2 separate regions of the Mus musculus genome follow, and region 2 is linked to region 1. The links are chromatin loops, found by intact Hi-C in ENCODE. Cell type or tissue: gastrocnemius. All regions are shown on one strand. Each heading gives the region's core, and the rest is flanking DNA. Links, peaks and the distances in the headings are about the cores only. Region 1 holds the start of 1110059G10Rik (RIKEN cDNA 1110059G10 gene). Region 2 holds the start of Tmem42 (transmembrane protein 42).

Region 1 (12,159 bases), core at 3,883-8,882:
TACACATATACAGCAATCACTACATATCAGCCCATCCATTTGAGCAGATCTCTGCAGAACGAAGATGTACTGTCTTGTAGTGAGTGATGCTAGGTAGAAAAATAGATTTCTTAATACTTAATGATGATCCTGTAAGAATTCCTAAATTTATAGCATTATTAAACTCTTTTAATAACAGTTATTAAGTCCTTTCTAATGTCAAAACTGCAATGACAACTCTACCAGTCTTTAGTGCCATGAGATATTTGCTTCTGAGATAGTAAGCAGGCATTCTGCAACTTAGAACACTCCAAGAGGTTGTAAAACCATTAACCAAAGGTCATTAGAAAGGAACTAACAATTTACCATATAAAATATTGACTGGGTTTATCTATACAAAGTTCACTAATACCTTGGTCACATAAATTAGGATTTTTAAACTCTCCATGAACCTGCAAAGCTTGTGACAGGTGATGAATGTTTAGCCAGATAATTACTCCTAATGGATATACATATAAGCAGTCTCTGTTGTAAATTTATTTGATTTATGATATGAATTTATGTGTAAACTTGTGATGTTTAACCATGTGATCATGTATTCTGATAGATGTATAAGTACTGAGGACAAAGAAAAGAAAGCTCACACTCTCCCTATCCCTCCCTTCTTGCATTTTCCTCAACCTGCTTTTCTTAGATTCTGCTTATGCCCTTTTTTCTTAGACCCACATCCTCCTTTTTGTTATAAGCCCTTTCCCCCTTTTCTTAGAGAGCTTGCATAGGAATTGCTTTTTGTTTTGTTTTTTCGAGACAGGGTTTCTCTGTGTAGCCCTGGCTGTCCTAGAACTCACTCTGTAGACCAGGCTGGCCTTGAACTCAGAAATTAGCCTGCCTCTGCCTCCCAAGTACTGGTATTAAAGCGTGTACCACCATGCCCGGCCATAGGAAATTTTTTACAACTTAGAAATAATTGCTAAAATCACTTTTTCTTTTCTTTTCACACACACACACACACACACACACACACACACACTGTAGCTGCCTTTAGATACACCAGAAGAGGGCATCAGATCCTATTACAGGTAGTTGTGAACCACATGTGGTTGCTGGGAACTGAACTCAGGACCTCTGGAAGAGCAGTCAGTGCTCTTAACCGCTGAGCTCTCTCCAAAATCACTTTTCAAACTGTCCCTTTTTCTTCCTGGGACTTCAATTAGCAGGCTGAAAGTTAGAACCTCAAAATTCCTTCAGAGATAGATCAAAGACTACTTTACTTAATCTCCTGCTGTTTTAGGATGAGGTGCTAAACTGATTCTCTTGTCAGAGGAACTCAGACTGGCAGGATAGCTACCACAGCTAAATGACTGACTTAGATTTAAGATAGGAAAATGTTTCATTGTTATACAGCAACCTTAAATATCTTGCAAGACCAAGTCTTACCCCTGCCGATGCTCTTCCCCTTCCAATGTCTCAAGAACCAAACAAGAAAAAAGACCCACCAGGGCTGGTCCCACCACAACTCCATTCTTCCTCACTCTTAATAAAACCTTTCAGTAAACACTTGATTCTAGGTTCAAAATCCACTGCCACCACCAGAGAATAAACAATTATTTTTTATGTGGGTTATTACAAGTCTCCCTCCTTCTTTACTGCCCTAGCCCCATCAAATGTCATGTTAACCTAGCAGGCAAAAGAGGGGCAAAATAAATAGGTTAGAGATGGACAGTATGACCACAGCCTGGAAACTGATCAACCAGGCACAGGGGATAACACCTCTACAAAAGCTTCCGAAGGCAAAGAGCAAACAAAGAAGCATCTACTGAGGAGACTGAAATCCAGTCAGACAGGTGAGCAAGTCATTCCAACACAGAGATAAACATACACTATGAAGGCAAAACACAATTTTTAAACATTTAATCTATTAAATCTTTCTCTAATCTTTATCTATTTATCTACCGATTTATTTATTTTGTGTGTGTAGAGAGGGTCAGAGGACAAGTGACAGGAGTCCATTCTTTTCTTCTACTATGTGGGTCCTGGGCATGGAACTCAGGTAATCAGGCTAGGTGGTAAGTGTTTTAATCAAATAAAGCCATCTTTCCAGCCCTCAAATATTATCTTCTAAATAAGGCATTCCCCAACCACACTATGTAATAGCATATATAATCCTTTGTTAGCAACAGATTTACTTCATGACTCCAGATACCTAACAATTCTGTGGATGTTTAAAATGGTTGTCATTCCATAAACATCCTCTTGTATATGTTAAAAGATCTCCAAAGCTGGGCAGTGGTGGCACACACCTTTAATCCCAGCACTCAGCAGGCAGAGACAGGCAGATTTCTGAGTTCAGATTTCTGAGTTCGAGGCCAGTCTGGTCTACAAAGTGAGTTCCAGGACAGCCAGGACTACACAGAGAAACCCTGTCTTGAAAAACCAAAAAAAAAAAAAAAAAAAAAAAAAATTTCAGATTACTTATAATACCTAATATGGTATAAATGTTACGAAGTACTCAGTTGTATTATTTAGAGAATGACTAGAAAACAATTCTGTACATATTCTATACAGATGGATGTATTTTGTCCTGAATATTTCCTGTGTACTGATGAGCAGATGTGGAGCCCACAGACACAAACTGCCAGCCTCTCTGCTACCCCGCCTCATGCACAGTATCTCTCTCAGTGCCCTTTCTTGGCTATCATAATAAGCATTATTCTTCTGCTTTATAAAGCATACCTAAAGTACCTGATTCATAGTAAGCACACAAAAATCTCTGATGATCGAGACTAGGACAATAAGGATTCTGTTCTGTTCACACAAAAATTAAAAGCAAAATGTTATCACAGAACTTGATTTCTGGAGATTATACTTCCACCTATACCTTAACCCAACACCTGTGAAGTAGAAAACAAACAAGCCTACCAAACCACCCCGCCCCACAGCCCTACAGCACCTTTCACAGTCCTCTCAAATGTTGGTGACAAAGAGACAGTATGTGTGTGTGTGTGTGTGTGTGTATATATATATATATATATATATATATATATATATCAGTTCGTGTTATGACAGCTGAAATCTCAGATCATCTTGTTGCTTGTCCTTATGAACAGAAGGAGTTCAATCAATTTCAATTTGGTTTCTATTTTATTTCAATTTCAAATTGATTTCAATCAATCATCAGTCAGCCATGATGGAGTAGCAAAAACTGGATTTACTTAAGTAACTAGGAAACTGGACCAAAAATATGCAACAAGTCCTCAACACTGGACAACAGACAACAAAGTAAAGTGACTCTGGATCACAAGGCACAGTAAAGGTGGAGAGTCCACAGAGAGCTTGCTTATCTGGCTGAGCTGAGGAGAAATGGTTCAGAGTTTGGAAAAGTAAATGCAGCTAGATTCCGTGGGACGAAAACTGGAGAAGTGCAGGAAGAGAACCCACTCTGGATCTGCAGAGACCTCCTTAAGTGATCAGATGTTAAAGGGGGAGAAGCTGGGATAATGTTTTGTATGCTGTGAAAGGTATGTCTCTGCCCTTCCTCACTTAACCTAAGGCGTTCACTGGTTGGCTTTAATAAAGAGCTGATGATGTCCTAGAGCTAGGCAGGAAAGGAGAGACAGGACATGCCTTCACAGTATACAAAACATGTTACCCCAACAAATAGGCATGTGTGTACATGTTTGTGTTGAGTTACAAAGAGTCACGAAAGAAAACGTTTAACCCTCCACCCCAACAGTGAAGAGTTTCAGGGAAGAGGCCTCTGGTGCATGGCTTGAAACTGACCACCTCAGAGGCAGAGGAAGGAGGATCTCAGAGTTAGAGGTCAGTCTGGTTTATAAACCAAGTACCAGGATGTCGGAAACTATGCAGAGATTTTGTCTTAAAAAACAAACAAACAAGCAAACAAACTTCAGAGAAGTAGGCAGCTCTGGTATAATTCCTGAAACCTGAAAAGATGTATTGAGAAATGCTAGGACTTGAACACAGGCATTCTGGAATTCTTATTTCCTACCATCAGCCACCTCACTATACTATCTGTTGACCCAAGGTTAAAGTATAAAGTCTTATTATGAGGCTATCATAAAGTTGTGGCTTTACAAGGAAATCCTCTGTATACATTCACTGTACATCTTTTTCAACTTTGAGGTCATTTTTGTGTCTGCCTAGAAACATGTTAAACACTATTCATAGGTGTTTTACTCATGATAATTCAACTTAGAAACCCAAGTTCAAAAAAAAAAAAGAGTGAACTAAAGGGCAATCAAAAGGAGAACAAGTTGTAACATGCTTACCTAGTACAACACTAAACAGCAGTGATAGCTGCTGCTGCCTATCATGTGCCCACAGGCACAAAGTGTCAGGACAGTTACTACAACAAGAAAAAGAATATATGTACCATGCTCATGAGCTTCAAGAATAGGTAAAACTAATCGGTGAGGGTAGAAATCAGAAGACTGGCTGAGGCCGAAGGAGTTACTGACTGACTACAAGGCTATCGCTGTCCTAGCACTTGGGAGGTGAAATCCTGAGGATCAGAAGCTCCAGGCCCTGTCTGGCTTCACAGAAACCTTAAGACGAGCCTAGATTTTAAAAAGAATTTAAGCTCTATCATGTACTAGTTTGTACGCTTAAATTCTCTTACTGCTGAAGAGGTAGAGGAGACAGGCTACTTTAAATAGAGGAAAAGATCACACAGAGCTGTTCAAATATCAGTGTAATAGACTTAAAGGGTTACTAAAACAATTCATCAGGAAACAATAACAATTGACAAAGAGCTACAAACATGAACACTATTGTAAATTTCAAATGTATAATTTCACAATTTTCTCAAGTATCTCATTTTATTCTCAAATCTTATAATCAGCCGAAAAACAAAGGAAAAAAAAAAAAACCACACATGCCAGCACCCATATTCAGAAGCTCACAACCACTCATAATGCTAGCTCTAGAGTATCCAACCACTCCACGGCCATCTTCACCCACACAAGCAACCTACACACAAACTACACTCGCAGCTGTGCACACATATACACATGCATGTGCACTCACATACACACCAATAATTAAAAATAATTTAAGAAAGATAATAGGCAATATAAGAGGTGGCACTCATATACGTTGGAAGTGGGGGATTAAATCAATCTCTTTGTGATGAAAACAGATTAATATATATATTAGTCTACTCATAATCTGCACTTCTTTTTTCTATGTTTTTTTCCTCAGCCATCAATCACAATCTAAAACAACTAAATAGAAAATTCAGAATGAAACAATTTCTAAGCCTTTTTTTTTTTTTTTTTTTAAACAAGGTCTCAATATAAAGCCTCATGCTACACAACTCTTTTTAGCCAGGTACTATAAACACTACTCTCCTAACAGTCTCAGCCATTTGTTATTAGATCAAGTGGCTATATCACAATGCTTGTGTTCAAGTGACTTTTGGATACTAACTCTGTCATACTGTCTACAGAATTTCTCTCAGCAAGTAGACACCGTAGAATCTCATAGGATAAAAGACCGGTATAATAAGACACTATGTCAAAGACTACTTTCAAATAACTATTACTGTCTATTACTATAATTGAGGCAAAGACTACTTTCAAATAACTATTACTGTCTATTACTATAATTGAGGTATTTTAGTATTAGCTAATCTTAGTACACTTAGTTTACAGAGCACATTATCTATAGGGTTCTGTACTAAGATACAGTTCTGGTTTCAGGAACTCATGAAGTCTTGCATGAAGAATGGGAACTGTTGTAAAGGGACCGTTGCAATTCGCTTTAAAGTTCCCTCCTCTGAGGGTAGGCCACCGAAGGGAACACAAATCCCTTCCCTTCAAAAAAGGCAGAAATAGGTAATCAAGCATCAAGTGCAGCGCAAGGGCCGCCCTCAGGACACCAGAAGCCAGCAAGGAAACAGCAGGGTCCCATGCACAGAGAAGAGCGCTCGGGTGTAGGGTGGCCGAGGCGGGACGCCCGCGCTCCGTGAGGAACTCGGGTTCCCACTGCGTGTGCCGTCGTCGCCCTCGCGGGGCGCCCTAAGAGGTGACGCCCCGTAGCACCGGCATCTGCCAGCGGCGATGAGTTCACCAGGCAGGCTCGCAACTTACATTTGCAGCCGGGGGCCATGGCGACCCCGTCCGAGATTCGCTTACGCCAGGACCACCAGAATCCTCCCTTCAAGATGGCCGCAGATTTGAATTTGGCGCCCCAACGGACCACGCCTCCTGGGCGTGGTCGGATGGCGTCACTAACACGGTCTACGTCAGAAGTCCGCGCGGGCGACAGACACTTTGTACCCTGCCAAGTCTGCCGAGTGCTATTTATTGTTGGTCAGAACCAGAACTACCATGAGCAAGCGGAACCAAGTGTCCTATGTGCGGCCCGCAGAGCCCGCCTTCCTGTCCCGCTTCAAAGAGAGAGTCGGCTACAAGGAGGGGCCCACCGTAGAGACCAAGGTGAGGCCGCGGGAGTCGCCCCGAGTCAGACCCTCTATCTCCACCCCACTTCCGGCTCCTCGGTGCCGACGTAACTGACAGGTCCCTCACTCGCGACCAGCCGGACCCCAGGTCTGGCCTCTCGGGTCCAGGAATTCTTACTTGCAGGGTGCTATTCTTGAAAACGACCTAGCCCTAGTAGCTAGTCTAGACAGCTTTTCTGTCCTTTCTTACTTGCGGATCTCACTTTACCTGAGCAAGGTGATTGACAGCGTCGTCCCCTTTTTCAGATAAGGAGACCGAAGCCACTTGATTAAACGACTCGAATCAGGAGTCTTTGAAGGAATCAGCCAGGACTAGTAGAACCCCTGCTGTTTACCAAGCTGTGTGTCTCAAGATAGGGAAATGAAACAGTACTTCTCAAAGGGGGTTGTCTAATGAAGGTAACATTGAAAACACAATGCGTTCTTGCTGCCGAGAAGCTATGCACAGGTCAAACAAGAGGACATGCAGTTGTGTTCAAAAGCGCATCTAGGGATTCTTTAGTTTTGAGGGCTAGCTATGTAAGAGATGGCCTGGAGCATCCTAGACACAGTTTGAGAAAAAAAGACAGACATAATGGACAGTTGAGTACTCAAACTTAGTTGTCTAGACTCTTAGAAGCTGTGAAAGTTACATGGGATAAAATATAGTAGTGGGCAAAGGCCAAGTCATGCAGGGTATTCCCCATAAGATGACTGCCCAAAATTAAATATTAGACAGTTGCTTGAAAAATGAGATAATTCTGTATTTATCTCAAAGTATGCAAAACCTTTCTTAGTTAAAAAGTAGAAATGTTTTGACTTAGCTGACAAAATATAATTGTTACATTTGTACAGTGAGTACTAGGTTTCTGTTTGATAAATTTCAAAAGTTAAACAATTATGTACAGTATTGTTTATGTACAAAACCTTTTATATAACTATTTGTGTGTCCTTGAATAGCAGCTAATAGTATCTGCTGGGCAGTGGTGGCACATGTCTTTGAATCCTAGAACTCAGAATGAAGAAGCAGGCAGATCTCTGACTTCCAGACCAGCCTGATCTACAAATGGAGTTGCAGGGCAATGAAGGCTAAACAGAGGAAACCCTGTCTTGAAAAACAAACAAAGATATCTACAAAACTGAAGCTGTTAGTATATCAAATGAGCAGAGGTAGGGGAAAATATAATTTTCCTGTTATTTTCTGTACTTTTGTGGCTTGGATGGTAAAGTCAGGTTGTTGGTGTTTTGTTGGTTTTTGTTGTTGTTGTTTTATCAAATCCAGACAAGACAGGGATGAAAAATATTGATTAGAAAAGAGGAAGCAAGATGATGTGGCACTGCCTTCAATAGTCTAGATAGAAATTAATCCCACTGGAGAAGTTTCCCAGTTTCTGTTTTCTGGTATAGTAAAAATAAACTCTTTGGAGTTTATTTTTAATTAAAATTTTATCTTCTATTCATTTCAAGGATCATTATCCATTTTGCTTTTGTTCTAGTTTTGCTTGTTTGTTTGTTTTGTTATCAAGACAGGGTTTCTCTTTGTAGTCTTGGCTGGCCTGGAAATCACTGTGTAGACCAGGCTGGCCTCAAACTCACAGAGATCGGTCTGCCTCTGCCTCCTGAGTGCTAGGATTAAAGGTATACACAACCACTGCCCAGCCCACTTCACTTTAAAAATTACAGTTGCTCACAATGGCAGTGTTTGGTTAAAGATTATCAAACATTTTCTGTAGAAAATCCAGCCTCAGCTCCCAGATGAAGATGGCAATCACAGTGACAAAGAAGATGAACAGCCTCAAGTAGTGGTTTTAAAAAAGGGAGACCTAACAGCTGAAGAGGTCATGAAAATTAAAGCAGAAATAAAGGCTGCCAAAACAGGTATATCCTAAAATAATCTGATTTTTTTAATTGAATAGAATGGTTTGAAGAAAGCCTTTGGTTCAAGCATTAGCTTTTGTACCAGATGTGTAACCTTGAGCAAGTGATTTCACTCTGTGCCTCAAGTATCACTTCAGTGAAATAGAAAATAAGTAGACTGACCTTAGTGTACTGTATAAAGTATCCTATTGCTAAAATAGGCCAACCAGTCAATAGATATCTGTGTAATTAGTGCCTGAAGTATACTGTGTTATGTATAGTACTTGGTTTTTGGAGGTTTTTTTTTTTTGGGGGGGGGGGGGTTCGAGACAGGGTTTCTCTGTGTAGCCCTGGCTGTCCTGGAACTCACTTTGTAAACCAGGCTGGCCTCGAACTTAGAAATCTGCCTGTCTCTGCCTGCTGAGTGCTGGGATTAAAGCCGTGCGCCACCACACCCGGCTTTGTATAATACTTGTATTATTCCTATTGCATTGTTTTATGGAAAAATACTGTGGTTCCAAACAATTCAAAAATACAACCTTATGAGCTGGAAATACAGCTCAATAGTAGAGCATACATGAGGTCTAAGTGCAGGCCTCTTCATCTTCACTGTAATCAGATGGGGACTAAATATTATGGAAAACTTTAGTGAGTTTTTATTGAGTGACTGCATGTGCTGGGGGGGGGGGGGTTATAACTAAAAGCAATAGAGAAGACCAGACCAAATTGATTCAAAGACATCGTTAAGTACAGAATAAGATTTTCTTGTCATTAGACTCTTTGTTAACAGCAAAATAAAGAGAAAAAAAATGCTTCAATTTATCTTTTTCATCACAGATGAAGAACCACCTCCAGCTGATGGAAGAATAGTTTATCGAAAACCAGTTAAGCGTTCCTCAGATGAAAAGTGTTCAGGTTTAACAGCAAGCTCCAAAAAGAAGAAAACCAATGAAGATGATGTAAATAAGCAAAGTTCAGTTAGAAAGAACTCACAAAAACAAATAAAAAATAGCAGTCTCCTTTCTTTTGACAGTGAAGATGAAAATGAGTAAATATGAATATTGTGGACTTGGTTTCCTGTTTTTAAAAATACTGCTTTTGCTCCATCTTCAAGTGACACTGTACTACATGTTCATTGCAGAAGAACTCAGAAATACAGGGAGCGATTTCATAAAGTAAACCTACCCATTCCTGCCCCTTTGTTTGGAATGCCAGACATTCACTACTGCTAATGCTTTTTATTGTCTCCCTCCTATGGGTATGTATATATGTATATTGCATTTTTAAACAAAACTGAGATTGTTATATTTCTTCTTTGTCCTTCTTTCTTAGAATTACATTTGTAGAATTTTCTGATGTTGTTTATTTCAAAATCTAACATTAAAGGCTTCCAGAGGATTTCATAAATAGATCTGTCTTAGTCACTGTTCTGTTGCTGAGAAGAGATGACATGACAGCTCTTATAAAAGAAGGCATTTAATTAGGGGCTTGCTCACAGTTTCAGCTTGGTCTACTGCCATCAGGGCAGGAAACATGGCATCAAGACTGGCCTGATGCTGGAGAAGGATATACCTCAGAGCTATATCCTGATCCACAAGCAGGGTGGAGTGGGGTGTGGGGACTGGGGAGGAGTGGGGCCATTGGAGGGAAAAAGGGAGAGCCTGACTGAGCTTCTGAAACCTCAAAGCACACTTCCTCCAGTAAAGCCATATCTCCTAGTCCTTGTAATCCTTTCAAACAGTTCTACTCCCTGAGCCTCTGCTGTGTCTTTCTCATTAGTAAAACCCTGCACTTGATGAAGGCATGGCCTGGCTAAAAATACCTTTCTAAGCCAGGTGTAGTAACCTGTAACCCCAGCACATGGAAAACAAAGACAGGAGGAAGATCAAGACCCACTGCTCTGTGGAGTGAGTTCTAGACCAGCCAGGGTGACAAAGTGAGGTGCTGTCTCAAAAAACAAAGTAAGTGCTTATTTGAGCAGAACATATACTAACACTTTAATAATTCAAGAGTGTATATGGCCCCTGTGCAATAGCGGCAAATTCACAGGGTCTTCCACATTCACACAAGGAAACCTACAAACTGCAGCTCCTGCCACTTAAATGTATTCAGAAAAAGGGAGCCAGTGGTTGCTTTCCAATTTAGCGTTTTGAAAACACATTTTCTGTGGAAATTTTAATTCTTAGTCAAGAAAAACAGAAAATTTTAATAACAGCATAATTACCTTATAAAACAATCTCTTCATGTAACAAACAGTTCCACTGTTTTTCAATAATTTATTTAGAACCTGTGACAAGATCTCCCTGTGTATCACTGACTGTCCTAGAACTCACTATGTAGACCTGTGTAACCTGGAACCCAGAGGTCCATGTACCTCTGCACTCTGAGTGCTAGAATTAAAGACATATATCACCATGCCTGGCTAAAAGAAATTTGTTGGTTTTTTTTTTCAAGACAGGGTTTCTCTGTGTAGCCATGGCTGTCATGGAACTCACCCTGCCTTCCTCTGACTCCAAGTGCTAAGATTAGTACCACTGCTGAGCTCTAAAGCAATTTTTTAAAAGATGTGTTTTATTTTAAATTATATGTGTGGGAAGGGGACTGGGTGTAGCTCACCTCAGAAAAGCTGAAGCGCTATTTTTATTTTTATGTCTCTCTCTGCTTTCCTCAAGCCCAAGTGATGGAGCTTGAGGTCACCAACATGGGAACAGGATTGGATCATCAGGAAAGTAAGAGCTAGTGCTGCCATACCATGACTCTGAGACTAAAGAACCATGTCCTACACCATTCTGGGATGCCAGGCAGCTTCATCTGGTTCCTCCAGTGGAGCAAAGAGGATGAGGGGTGTATGCTGATGTCCCAGCTCCAGAAATGGTCCCACATGCCTTCCCATAAAGAGAAATGCACTGCTGGAGGGGAGCATGGAGGTCATTCCTGCTTCAACCCAGCCACTTTTATCGTCCCTGTGACTGTCTTTTGAGATTCTCAAGGATTTTACCAAGCTTAGATGTTCATTTTTCATATATTTTCTCACTTGTCAGAGCCAACTCAAAAACCCCAAGCATTTTACTCATTTACAATCTTTCCCAAATAGCGCCAGTTTCCATAGGACTGTAGTGGGGTTGAAGCAGAGTAATCTATAAAAACATCTGGCAGGAAGAGACATTCGGGAAAGATGGCCTAGTGATGCAGGTCTTTACTTTCAGCACTGCTCAAGCAGGTGGATCTACTTGAGGCTAGCCCAGTTTACATAGTGAGTCCTAGGTTAGCCAGTGCATCATAAGGAGACCATGTCATTAGAGTATCTATGGTAGAATGTGGCTTAATGGTAGAGCATTTCCTCCTATCACCAGTGCTAGATATTCCTAATAGCACTAACACCCCCACTAACCCAAATGTTAATGTCAGAGCTATCGTGATCTCAAGCTCCAGGTCCAATTCTCAGTGTTCTTCCTTCAGTTGCATTTCCAGGCCTCTGGATGGAAACTGACAACACACACTTGTTTCTGCAACGCTTTGACTCTTAATGCTTTTTTTTTCAGAGTAATTTGGGGTCATTCAGACATGCATTCCAAGGAAAAAGGATGGGTCAGAGGATCCAATTCACTTTTAGGCTTCCGGACAGTTTTACAAGCACAAGGCAGTGGGGCTGTGTGTCTGCATATAGTAGGCTCTTAGAAAACAATTATTTGATAAGTCAATGAAATGCAAAGACACTGTTCAAACTTTCAAATGGACTGTTTTCCCAAAACCATCACTTAAGGGAACAAAATCAGAAGTGGACAAAACTGGGGCTATGCTTTAGGGATAGACCTCCTGTGCAAACATTGAGCATTGGATCAATTCCCAACAATATTAAAAAA
Region 2 (12,159 bases), core at 2,914-7,913, 71 kb before region 1:
CATGTAAAGCTGAGATTCTAGTGCTCCTTCAGTGAGACCAGGATAGACAGACAGACAGACAGACACTCTCTCTCTCTCTCTCTCTCAAAGCTTTCGGCTGCTTAAATACAGTGTGTGGGAGTGGCAGGGGTGGGCTGGTAAAAGAGAAGTGGGTCTACAGAGGTCACCCTCCCTTACTCTCTAGGGAGGGTTAAAGGCAGAGACCAGGCTTTCAATAGAAGAGAGGCCCCTAGAAGGTACTGAGGCAGGGGTCTAGGTCCAGATGGGCCTCGCTCCCTTTTGCATCCAGGCTTTGTCTTCAGTTAGGGTTATTATTGCTGTAGCTCTGGCAGTCCTGGAATTCATTATGTAGACTAGGCTGTCCTTTAACTCATAGAGATCCACCTTCCTCTTCTTCCTGAGTGCTGGGATTAACGGTTTATGCCATCACTGCCAGGATTTACAGCCTGTTCTTATAGATACACACTTAGTTGAGGCTTCATCCTCTCTGCTGACTCTAGCTTGTGTCAAGTTGGCATAAACTAGTCAGTACAGGATGGGTCTTAAGTGTGGACCGGGTGGTGGTAATATGACAGTTTGTGAGTAGAGGTCACAAATAGCTCTGCAGTGAAAGGGTTAGGGTTGGGGGGGGGTTAGGGTTAGGGTTAGGTTTAGGGTTAGAGTTAGGTGTGGGATTCGCTGGACAGGAGTGCTGAGCCACTCCCCTCATGCAGAAACCACAGCATTCTTTGGGTTTCAGATCTCAGTTCTGCTCCACTCTATTAATCTTATCCCACTTCAGGGCTGTCTAGCCTTCTAAGCTGCCAGCTTTTCTTCTAAGTCAGCATCTAGGAAAATAGGGCATTGCTCATTCCTATCATTACAGCCCTTAGAAGGCTAAGGCAGGAAATTTGGCTGAGCTACATTATTGAGACCATCATAAAAACAAAACCAAGAGTCCCCACCCAATTAAAAAAATATCCAAGACATTTCCCCACAGAAGATACACAAGTGACTGAAGACACTACTAGGATGGCCATGATAGTGTTAACCCCACAGCCTGGGTCAGCAGGGAGGTACTGGGACCACTGTGCTGGCTCAACTTTTCGGCTGGGGTCCTCAGGAAAGGGAGCAGAGCAGCAGCAGGCATTCACCACTCTCTCTGGCTGTGGGTGTAACCTAGCCAACTGCTCCCACTCCTGAGTGGTGGACAGCCTGTGTCCTTGAATTATGAGCCAGAATCAGCTCTTTCTCAAGTTGACTTTACCAGAGTATTTTTTCAACTGGACGAGACACTAAAACAATGGCTGTAATAATAAAAAGATGAACAAAGGTGGGGCCTTATCATGATCAAAGTATTTCATATGTATGAAAATGCCATAATTAATGTACAGTTGACACACAAACTGAGAAAGATGGCTCACAATAGTGTGGACAAACGAGTGACTGGGACCCTCGAGTGTGGATGGCTAGACCATTACATGGTGCAGCTGCTATAGCACAGTATAGTTGTTCCTCAAAGAGTTAAACAGGAATCCTAGCACTCGGGATGTGGGTGCATGCAGATCACTGTGAGTTGTTTGGGGTCACTCAGGTCTATATAGCAAGTTCTAAGCTAGCAAGGACAACATACAGAAACTCTGTCTCAGAAATAAGAAAACAAAGAGACCAAGTTAAAATGGGTTAATTTGTGTCCTAGTAATTCCATTTCTAGTTATATACTCAACAGAGTTGAAATCGTGTTCCACAAAACATCTTGAATACTAATATTTACACCCATATTAAATAGCCCCAAAGCGAGGAAAAACCCTGTTTCAACACATGATTTCAATTCACAGACAAAATGGTCTACCTGCAAGATAGGATGGGACTGAGCCACAGAGAGGAATGAAGTATTAAAATGTGGTACATAAAAAACAAGCCTTAGAAACAGGATTTTAAGTGAAAAAATGATATAAAATATCTAGACTAAGCAAATTCTTAAAACAGAAGCATTTGTGGCCTCAGGGACTGGAGTGGGGTGGGACAGAGATGGCCTCAGGGACAGAGAGTTGCAGCTGATGTGTATGATATTCTTTGAGTAGTGAGAAATGTTCTGTAATTAATGATAATAGCTGAAAATCTTGTGGATATACTAAAAAGAAACCCTGGGTTACACCCTTTAAATATAAATAAATAAATAAATAAATAATTAATTAAAAACAAGAACCGAAAATGGTAACCACCTGATCACAGCCACAGGCTATAGAACCTGATATTCAGTCTCCAGCTCTGAAACAAACCCAGCAAAACTCAAGTAAAAATCTGAAATGCACAGCAGAAAGCCAAATATTGTCTTGTAGCTTATTCTTTTTGCAAAAGAACCACTCTCTGAAACAAAGGCAGGGACTCTCCCAGTCTTCTAGGGTTAATGCAGAGGCATACCTCGCTGCTTTCCAGAAAACGATTCATCCTCTGTAGACAAATGTTTTGATCCTGTGGTTTTCTGTCTCTGTGGAGTTAATACCGAGCACCTCTATGCACTTCACAGGTCCCGGTGAAGGCAGAGGCCCCCAAGGACAGTGCCTGGGTCAAGATGGACTTCTGACCTGCATGATGGTTTGCCCAGACAGACCCTACTGGTGGCTCTCAGCAACCTTCAATGCTTGTTCTTTTTGTTTTTTGTTTTAATTCATTTTATGTGTATAACTGTCTGCACATATGACTGAGTGGCATGTATGTGCCTAGTGCTAAGACAGGTCAGAAGAGGGCATCAGAGGTGATAGAACTACAGTTACAGATGGTTGTGAGCCACCATGTGGGTGTGAGATATTGAAAGGCGCAGGTCCTTTGCAAAAACAGCAAGTGTTCTTAACTGCTGAGCCATCTCTCCAGTTTCTCACGCTTGGTCTTGATTAGTGCCTGGCCCACATGGGAACCCACCTTGTGGGGCCTTGGATGGATTTCTTCTTCCTCAGAGGTAGAATGAAGGGATTAACATAGACCATCACATGGAACATGGCGCCCTCACAGACAAGGAAGTGGCTAGTGACAAGAGGGTTTTGAGACTTGGTACAATGTGGGACAGTTTCTTTAGTGTCTCTGGCCTTGATTTGCTGCTGTGAGAGTGAGGCAGTGATCAGTGATGAGGATTAAGAAGGAGGCTTAGGGCTGGAGAGATGGCTCAGTGATTAAGAGCTCCGACTGCTCTTCTGAAGGTCATGAGTTGAAATCCCAGCAACCACATGATGACTCACAACCATCCATAATGAAACCTGATGCTCTCTTGTGCTGTGTCTGAAGACAGCTACAGTGTACTTACATATAATAAGTAAATACATCTTAAAAAAAAAAAGAGAAAAAGAATGAGGCTTAGAGAAAGAAGGCAGGGCTGAAAGTCGCCCTAGCACTTGGGAGGCAGAGGCAGGCAGATTTCTGAGTTTGAGGCCAGCCTGATCTACAAAGTGAGTTCCAGGACAGCCAGGGCTACACAGAGAAACCCTGTCTTGAAAAACCAAAAAAAAAAAAAGAAAAAAGAAAAAGGAATGAGGCTTAGAGAAAGAAGGCAGGGCTGACTATCGCTCTAGCACTTGTTAGCTGAGTGTTGGACAAGTCACTCCACTGGCCCCCGAGACTTGGTTTCACCTAAAACATCTTCCTCATGGAGTGGTCAGGATGGTTTTGGTTTTTTGTTTGTTTGTTTTTGTCCTGAACCCCTTGAGAGTTTAAAGGAGTTTAGACCTAGGAGCAGAGACTGTTGCCAGGAGCGGGGCAAGTAAGAGAGTGCGGGGCAGAGGGGAGGGCAAACACAGAAGCACACAGCACAGAAGCACACAGCGGAACCGGACCTTACGGACCTGCAAACCTTCCCATGCTAGCTGTTTGGCGGGGATTCAAGTATGTAGGGACAGAGGAGATATGAAGAGAGGAACTACTGTAGGAGTGTGAGAGGTTTGGTCGCAGTTAGCAGAAGCAGTGGATCTGTGTCGGCAAGCTCTTCCTGTCACCTGTCCAGATGAATATGGAGAAAATCTCCATTTGTACTCACTACCCCACTACCCCAATTCTGAGAACTCACCTACCTGGGTGCAGGCCCTTACCTCCACGTTGGAAAAAAACCCTCAAATTCCATATCCAGTAGCTTTAGCTTACAAGTGTTTATTAGCCCACGTTCCCTTCTTTTGCTGTGGATTCATAGGCATCACGGACCACCTGAGGCATGACACATCAAGTTGTTTTTTTTTTGTTGTTTGTTTGTTTGTTTTTTCAGAAAGCCAACTGCCAGTGCTGGGGTACATGAAGGGCAGGATTCTAATCACATGTTTTTTGTTTTTTTCAGGTACCTGCCATGTTGCTGTGTAACCCATGATCACAGAGTCTTCCAATATTCCCTGGTGCACAAGAATCAAGGCACTATACCAACACTGAAGGACTTGGGCCTCATACTGTGGTGGTTAGCTTCCCCTTACAGGAGCTAATGCTTTAACTTTCCAGGCTGTGAGGAGGTCAGAGGCCAGTGGCTGGTCCACCATCTCCATGTGGCTGACACTTAAGGGCTGCACTCCCAGGCCGCCCTGGAAGCAGCCCAACTTGTCAACCCTTGGCTGGGTATCATGGTTCTCTTTACAGTGGGTCTGGTCTATCCACCGACTGGCCTCACTGCTCCTTGCTCTCCTTCCAGGTGGGTGGAAACTTCCTGTGGATCAGGGTGAGCCCACAGAGGATGAGGAACACCCCTCCCCACCATAAGATCTCCTGGCACTCTCCATACAGCAGGTAGCCTAAGATGGCCTGTGGAAGAGACAGCTGTAAGGGACCTGGCCTACCCTGGTAGGCTCCACCATTCCTTGGCTGATTTCTTCCTGAGGGGCTAGAGGCCAAAGTCTGGTGCTTTGCATCCAGCAACCACCTTCATGATCAATCCACGTATTTCTGTCTCCTCTGTGGACGTAAGAGGTTACCACCCCAGCTGAGCACTGAGGCTCAGCAGGCTAGCAGGTAGGGCCAGTACGGACATAGCTAGTACCCAGTAATCATAAACCCAAGTTAAGCTGTCTTCCAATTCAAGACTGGGTTCCCTTGACCAGACCCCCTAGACCCCATAGCTAATGTTAGAGTTCTTGATTGAGATAGCTGGTGTTATCCCAGAGTGACATAGGTTTCACTCCTAAGTTTTCCATGTTTAACTGTTCCTTGCCTGGAGACAGCCCAACTTTTGTTTTACTCCCTGTCCTTTCTAGAGCCTGGAAAATCAGGGGTTTCCCAAGGACAACTAACTCACCAAGAACCCTAAGAACAAGGTCACCAGGCTACTCACCGAGCAAAGTATGTTCGAGAAAGTCACTGTGACAGATGCAATGGCTGAAGACATAGAGAAACTGAGGCCCCGGCTAAAGAAGGTCCACATCAGAGAATTGGCGCTTGCCATGGCAACGATGCCTAAGACACATAAGCCAATATTGACCTGCAGGAGAAAGTGTCACTGAGCTACAACCACCATGGGCATAACCTTGAAAGACTGGGAGATGTTTACACGTCTCATACAAAGCATATGCGGACCCTGACTGATAGGCAGAGGAATTTGCCTGCAGACAGGGGGCAGGGTTATCTTCCACGAAGACCTCAAATTTCTTGTAGCTGAGTAGCCTTCTGGAAAGATATGACTTTACAAAAGGACTGTAAGTCGCCAGAAATCTATATCAAGCAGTCCCCTGTTCAGGTCAGGATCGAATTCTCTGATGCAGAAGCTCCGCAGGCGCTCAGTCCGAACTCTTGCCAAGGACAGGAAGAGATGGGCAACCGGTTATCTCACCTTAGGTGTCACGTGCTAAAAAAGCTATGGCAAGGGGACTTAAACTGAGAGGTGGGCTTCGAGGTCCTCCCCCAGGAGGCAGTGCCTAAAACCAGGTGGTCCAACATGGGCGCAGGCGGGAACCCAGGTTAAGCCGCCCTCCTCCCCGCCCCGCCCCGCCCTCCCCCGCCCCGCCCTCCCCCCGCCCCGCCCTCCCCCCGCCCCGCCCTCCCCCCGCCCCGCCCCCGCGTGGCGCCCCGGGCTGCACCTGGCTCCCGAAGGCCAGCTTGGCGGCGGCGGCGGCCAGAGCCCCGAACGCCCCGGCGCACAGACAGTTGAACACGCCCCAGAAGCGGCGCCGCATCGCGCCTTTCTGTAGGCGAGCGGGTAACTCCACGGGTGAGTCAGGGTAAGCGGCCGCAGACACGGCGGCACCCGAGGACTGCGGACCGGCCGCCATGAGGCCCGCTGCGCCCGCCACGGCCGACTGCCACGCACGCCGCCACCCGCCGTGAGCCCGGCTAGGGCGGAGCCAGGCGAGTGAGGCGAATCTGCTGCAGTGGAGTCCGGAGCCGAGCCGAGCCGAGCCTACAAATGAAAGGAATCTGGAGCCCATACCCTGCAGCGTGTGCAAACCCGCGACTAAGGAGAGCCTGCGGCTCCGGCGAACCTGGGGGATGGGAATCCGGTAGCGAGGACCGTGCGCCACTGAAGGAAGCGTGCTACCGAGAGGTACCTACTGTGAGAGAGGAATCTGCTGACGTGAACTTGGGGAGGAGGGGAGTTTATCTCCGAGGAGAACCTGCGGCGGAAGTAACCTTGTTTCTGAAAGAGCCCTGCAGTCAAGGGGAACCTGCTTCTGAGAAGACGGGGAGGTCTGCCACTTTACATGGATGCGCACCTAACATGCTAATCCTGAAGCCAAGCTGCACCTTCAAAGCACCTCTGCTCCCTCGTGGACGCAGGAGATGATGGATCTGGAGACCGGCCGCTTGAGACAGAACGTTGTTTGGGAAAACGTTTGTTCTGCCTGGACCATCAGAAGCACAGTCACTTCTAAGTTCGTGTAAAGTAATTGAGAACGACAAAAAAATTGAAAAAACAACCAAAAAAAAAAAAAACCCAAACAAACCGTAAAATGTCATCTACTGTCGGTAATTCCAGATGCTTAGGATGCTGAGGCAGTTAATGGTCATCCTGAGCAACTTAGGGAGACATTGTCTCACTTGAGAGGGCTGGCAGCCAGGCATGGTGGCACACACCCGTAATCCTAGCACTTCTGAAGCTGAGGTAGAATTACTGAGTTTGAGGCCAGCCTGACCAACAGAGAGGTACTAAGCAAGCCAAGGACTTTTTGAGACTCTCAAAAAGTTTTTGTTTTTGTAATAAAGGAGAGTTGGGGTTATAGCTCAGTGCTTCCATAATACATGAAAAATCCTGAATTCAGTCAATGGCAGTGTGTATGGATATATGTTAGGGATACATTTCCTTAAAGGAGAGCTGTAGAAGTGTATAACGTGAGCTAAGTGTGGTGGTTGGTACACATGAGGAAGCAGAGGCAAGTGGATCTCTGTGAGTCCGAGAACAGCCTGCTCTAAATAGCTCTACATAGCCAGGGCTACACAGCAAAACTTGTTTTGTTGATATATAAAATACAAATAATATTTAATGTATGGGGCTTGGAAGAAACACTTTATTCCCTGTTAAAGAGCTTTTTCATGGACATTCTTACATGCTACCTTGCTTCTCATGCGGGTGGTTTTGTGGATGAAATAAAAGGATGGATTACTGGGGTTTGGAGAGATTGCTTAGCAGTTAGGCAGCTTGCAACCTTCCCACAAGTGCCTCCCAACCTCATACCTCCAGGGGTTCCACTATTTTCTGGCCTCCAAAGGCACCTATCCTCATGTACATATATATACACCTGAACACAGATACACATTAATACATAAAATTAAATTTTAAATAAAAAGAATAGATTATCCCAATTAGTCCTATGTGGTATAAACCACTCCAATTTGCAGATAAGGAAGTTGAGACTCAAGGGTACTCACTGTACTATTCCACTTAATAATGGAGATAGTGTGTGGCAACAACTGATAGGAGAAGCTAAAACAAATCTAAGCTGCATCTGTCAAAGACTTTATCCCACGGATTATAAAGGTAATTAACAGAAATGACCTTCATGTTCTGGCAGAGTAAGGTAAGTAAGTAAGACAACTAATTCACACATCTTATGCATGCTCTGTAGAGAAAAAGTGGGCAACAGTGTATTGTCTAGCTATATGACTTCCAAAATTAGTGATTTAAACCAAGGAAAGTTAGGGGGTTGATTTAGGGTATTATTTGTGTATCCATGTCAGAACCTGATTGGCCTGGGTGTGACGGTGTGTAACTAAAATCCTAGGACTTTGGAGGCAGAGGCAGGGGGATCAGGAACTTAAGGGAGTTTAAAAGCAAACCTGGATTACATGAGACCCTGCTTCTCCTATAGCTTTGGTTACTATGGCCCTTGTACTGGCTGGTTTTGTGTCAACTTGACACAGCTGGAGTTATCACAGAGAAAGGAACTTCAGTTGAGGAAATGCCTCCATGAGATCCAACTGTAAGGCATTTTCTCAATTAGTGATCAAGGGGGAAAGGCCCCTTGTGGGTGGTGCCATCCCTGGGCTGGTAGTCTTGGGTTCTATAAGAAAGCAGGCTGAACAAGCCAGGGGAAGCAAGCCAGTAAAGAACATCCGTCCATGGCTTCTGCATCAGCTCCTGCTTGAGTTCCAGTCCTGACTTCCTTTGGTGATGAACAGCACTATGGAAGTGTAAGCTGAATAAACCCTTTCCTCCCCATCTTGCGTCTTGGTCATGATGTTTGTGCAGGAATAGAAACCCCGACTAAGATAGCCCTCAAAACTAGGGCTGGAGAGTTAGCTAAGAGATTAAAAACACTTGTTCTTGCAGAGGGCCTGGGTTTGGTTCTCAGTACTGGAATGGTGGCTCACAACCACTAATAACTAATTCTAGGAGATCTGACACCCTCTTCTGACCTCAAAGGGTGCTAGGCACACATGTGGTACATGTACATACACAAAGGCATAGTATTTATACACATTGTTTTTAAAAAAGATTTTATTTGAAAAACTGGACATGTAGAAAATGGCCATAACAGTTACAAAACAAACCAATATATATGAACAAGTTCAATACAAAACAGCCATCGGATTCACAGCGAGTTTATCAAAGGCGAATCTAAGAAGAAAAGGACCCACTGGCCGTGGTGGCGCACACCTTTAATCCCAGCACTCGGGAGGCAGAGGCAGGCAGATTTCTGAGTTCGAGGCCAGGCTGGACTACAGAGTTAGTTAGTTCCAAGACAGCCAGAGCTATACAGAGAAACCCTGTCTCAAAAAACCAAAAAAAAAAAAAATAAAATAAAGTAAATAAAAAAAGAAGAAAAGGACCTGACTAGAATTCACCAGAGACCTCAGCTACAGACTTTTAAGGGTCTTCCAGAATGTACACATGACTTGGAATGCATTGTTACTTAACAGGCTGCTGAGTTTGCATGCACACTATCCATCGGAACACTCGGGATTAGTGCGCACCATGATTCATAGTTAAGGTCTTTTAGTTTAGTTCTACCATGTGAGCAAATACAATCCCACTTTTAAAGAATCAATCTAAACAAAGTGATGTGTATGAAGATAGCTGGGATCCTTAGAATTCCTTCTTTTTTTCTTTCAAAAATAGATTTTCAGCACGCAATTTTTCTGTCTCCTGTAATTAAAATAAAAAAGGAAATTAATTATTATAGGAGCTGTTTTCTTAACTCATTAAGGATATATTCAAATTAAAGCTACAATGTTTAATTTATAAGTTAATATTAAATATCTGGCATCTATGAGAATTTAACCTGAATTACCAGTATTATTGGGTGGCTCACACACACTTATTATCCCACCCACTGCGAAGGCTGAGACAAGAGGACTGCTGTGAGAGTTCTGTTTCAGACTGGATTTCAGAGTATGACCCTGTCTCAAAAAACCCAAAGTGAAATAGCAGTGACAATTTTCTTTACTAAAATCTCTTTAAAACCACCATTTATTGAGAATAGTTTCAGTTTTACCTCAGTAAGCCTGATATTTTCCTTCTTCAGTCGTACTACATATTGAATCTTCTGATGTAGGTTTTGATGACCTACCAATTTTCCATTTTCCTCAGCAAGAAATTCTAGTTGCTTTTTCAGCATTTCCATTTCCTGTCAATCCAAGGATGGGAAGATCACATTATGTATCTCTTTTCAAGAGCTCCAATCAAGAGGTGGTCAAGCTTCTGTGGCCATATATCTCTGCACACTAGAGAAACTGAACCAGAGATTTGGTTTTTGCTTATTCTACTTAAGTATTTCTACATAGCATGGAAAACCCAACACACCAGGAAAGTTCTCTCTCTTTCTTCATACATTTCTTCCAACTTTGACCGCAGTTGCTCCTTTTCCTGAAATGCTCTAGACTCCAAAGTTCTGGTTCGCTCAATTTCCTCACTCATTCTGTGGCAGGCCTTCTCCTTGCTGTGAAGTGCACTCTGGACTTCTTCTAGACTGGAATAAGCATCAGGTTATGGTATTTCAAGGAAATAGAATTATAAAGCAGGATTCAAACTAGGTTTTTTCTTCTAAGTACAGAATTTTGATTTGAAAGCATCACTGATCTTCAGGTCTCCTGTACAGTTGACAGAAGAGCATAAGCTAGAACTGGACTGAACCTAGGTGACAGAATACTTTCCTGACATGGCCCAGGCCCTCAGCTTCACCCTGAGCATGGAAGAGAAAGTGTACTGAATATCAGATATGGTTGCTTTGTTAGTCAAGACTTTCATCTTGAGAAAAACTCATCAAACCATTTTATTTATTTATTTGGAGCCAGGCTCTTGTGTAGCCCAGGCTAACCTCATAAAAATTTAGTATAAAACTTAGCTTGTCCAAGTGGAGATAGAAGTAAGGTATTGTTACAGTCTGTAGGCTTTATTGTGTCTGATCTCAGAATATCATTTCTGCTTTTAAAACCCAGTCTTCAGACAATGGAACTTTATCCCTTTCCTCAGGGGTGTTCATTCTTACCCACTGTATATAACTCAATGGAAAAATGTAGGACTTTACCCACTTTATAAAACTGTTTCAGTTTGATACAATTTCCATTGGAAACACTGTTACAATGCATACAGAATGTAACACTGCCAAGATGAGGTGGTGCTCAGGATCTCCACACAGGCCAGCTCAGTCTAGGGGATGTGTTTCCAGAGCATGCTCAGAGGTACCCAAGGAGATAATGAGGGAGTGTTCCACATCCGCTTTGGTGGGATAAAACGTTCAGATGCTGCCTCTGCCTACCTTACTGTGGATCAGGTGTTATGGCTTGAAGATGAAAAGTTCCCTTGGGCTCATGTGTTTTCACTTGGTTCCTAGCTAACTGTCACTATTTTGGAAGACTGTGGAACCTTTAGGAAGTAAAAGCTTTCAGGAGGAAGTATCTAACTCTGGGGCCCATGACTTGAGGTTAAATGATCTGTCTGAGACAGGGTTTTCTCTGTGTAGACCTGGCTGTCCTGAAATTTACTATGGTAAACAAGAATAGCCTTAGCCTTGAACTCAAGAGACTCACCTGCCTCTGCCTTCTGAGCACTGGGATTAAAGGTATGCACCATCAATTTTTATTGCCCAGTCATACTTCTGCTTTCTCGCTGATCCGTGACTACAAATGCAATATAATATAAAACTTAGCTTCCTACTCTTGAGCCATGCTATTCGCCACCATGATGGGCTATATATCAACTGGAACTGTAAATCAACGTAAGAGCTTTCTTCATTTCTTTTTTCTTTTTGGTGAGTATTGTATTGAAGCAGTGAGAAGGACGTGAAGACACTTGGCTTCTTGTTTATGAAACTCATCTGATGTAGCAAAGAAGAACATGAGCTCATCTACTTCCCAGCAATGGCTGACATCTGTCATTAGCTGAGCATGAGCACTGTGAGTTCTACTTTTCCTTGCTGGATACTGGCTTTCTAAGCCCTGAGGATGTCTGGTCTACATAATAATTTTAGGCTAGCCAGAACTCCGGGGCTACAAAATGAGACCTTGAAAAAAGAAAGAAGAAAAGCAGCAGCAGCAGCTACTGCTGCACCATCCTATGGAAAGACGCTGGTGGAACTGTAGTGGCATAATGTAGCCAGACATCCCAAAAGCAGAATCTCAGTCCCCTAGCATATGAAATTAAGTATTTCCTGCTTATGCTACTGCAGTTTGGTATCTAGTTCCTAGAGCATTTAGGAAAATGTGCTGTATGTATGCCCACAGTGCAGTGTAAGCTCTTCATGCTTCAAGGACCACATATCACCAAGGACTTCTGCCACCACATAC

What was found. Hi-C counts contacts between places; a loop is a spot of excess contacts. Peaks named below come from ENCODE experiments on the same cell type or tissue, not always from the same donor. Only the 100,000 strongest peaks of a DNase experiment are listed, where the experiment ranks them.
Region 2: it touches region 1 in a loop (2.5-fold over the local background); 7 of 42 quality-filtered maps call a loop at or near these places.

The regions. Positions count from the first base shown.
Region 1 is chr9:122,945,083-122,957,241 of GRCm38, reverse strand. It overlaps 1110059G10Rik (RIKEN cDNA 1110059G10 gene), which reads left to right and starts at 6,242. Exons shown (of 3, transcript NM_025419.4): 1 at 6,242-6,437; 2 at 8,173-8,317; 3 at 9,134-12,153. The coding sequence starts at 6,330. The coding sequence ends at 9,348. It overlaps Kif15 (kinesin family member 15), which reads right to left and starts at 6,161. Exons shown (of 35, transcript NM_010620.1): 1 at 6,090-6,161. The coding sequence starts at 6,108. In gastrocnemius, for the core only: a CTCF peak has its summit at 6,039; DNase peaks (open chromatin) are centred at 6,224 and 6,467; H3K4me3 peaks cover 1,953 bases; H3K27ac peaks cover 1,311 bases.
Region 2 is chr9:123,015,429-123,027,587 of GRCm38, reverse strand. It overlaps Tmem42 (transmembrane protein 42), which reads right to left and starts at 6,262. Exons shown (of 3, transcript NM_025339.4): 1 at 6,018-6,262; 2 at 5,276-5,422; 3 at 4,097-4,749. The coding sequence starts at 6,209. The coding sequence ends at 4,615. Kif15 (kinesin family member 15) reads right to left here. Exons shown (of 35, transcript NM_010620.1): 33 at 10,178-10,343; 34 at 9,870-10,001; 35 at 8,855-9,520. The coding sequence ends at 9,461. In gastrocnemius, for the core only: a CTCF peak has its summit at 5,568; DNase peaks (open chromatin) are centred at 4,668, 6,218 and 6,982; H3K4me3 peaks cover 1,958 bases; H3K27ac peaks cover 1,534 bases.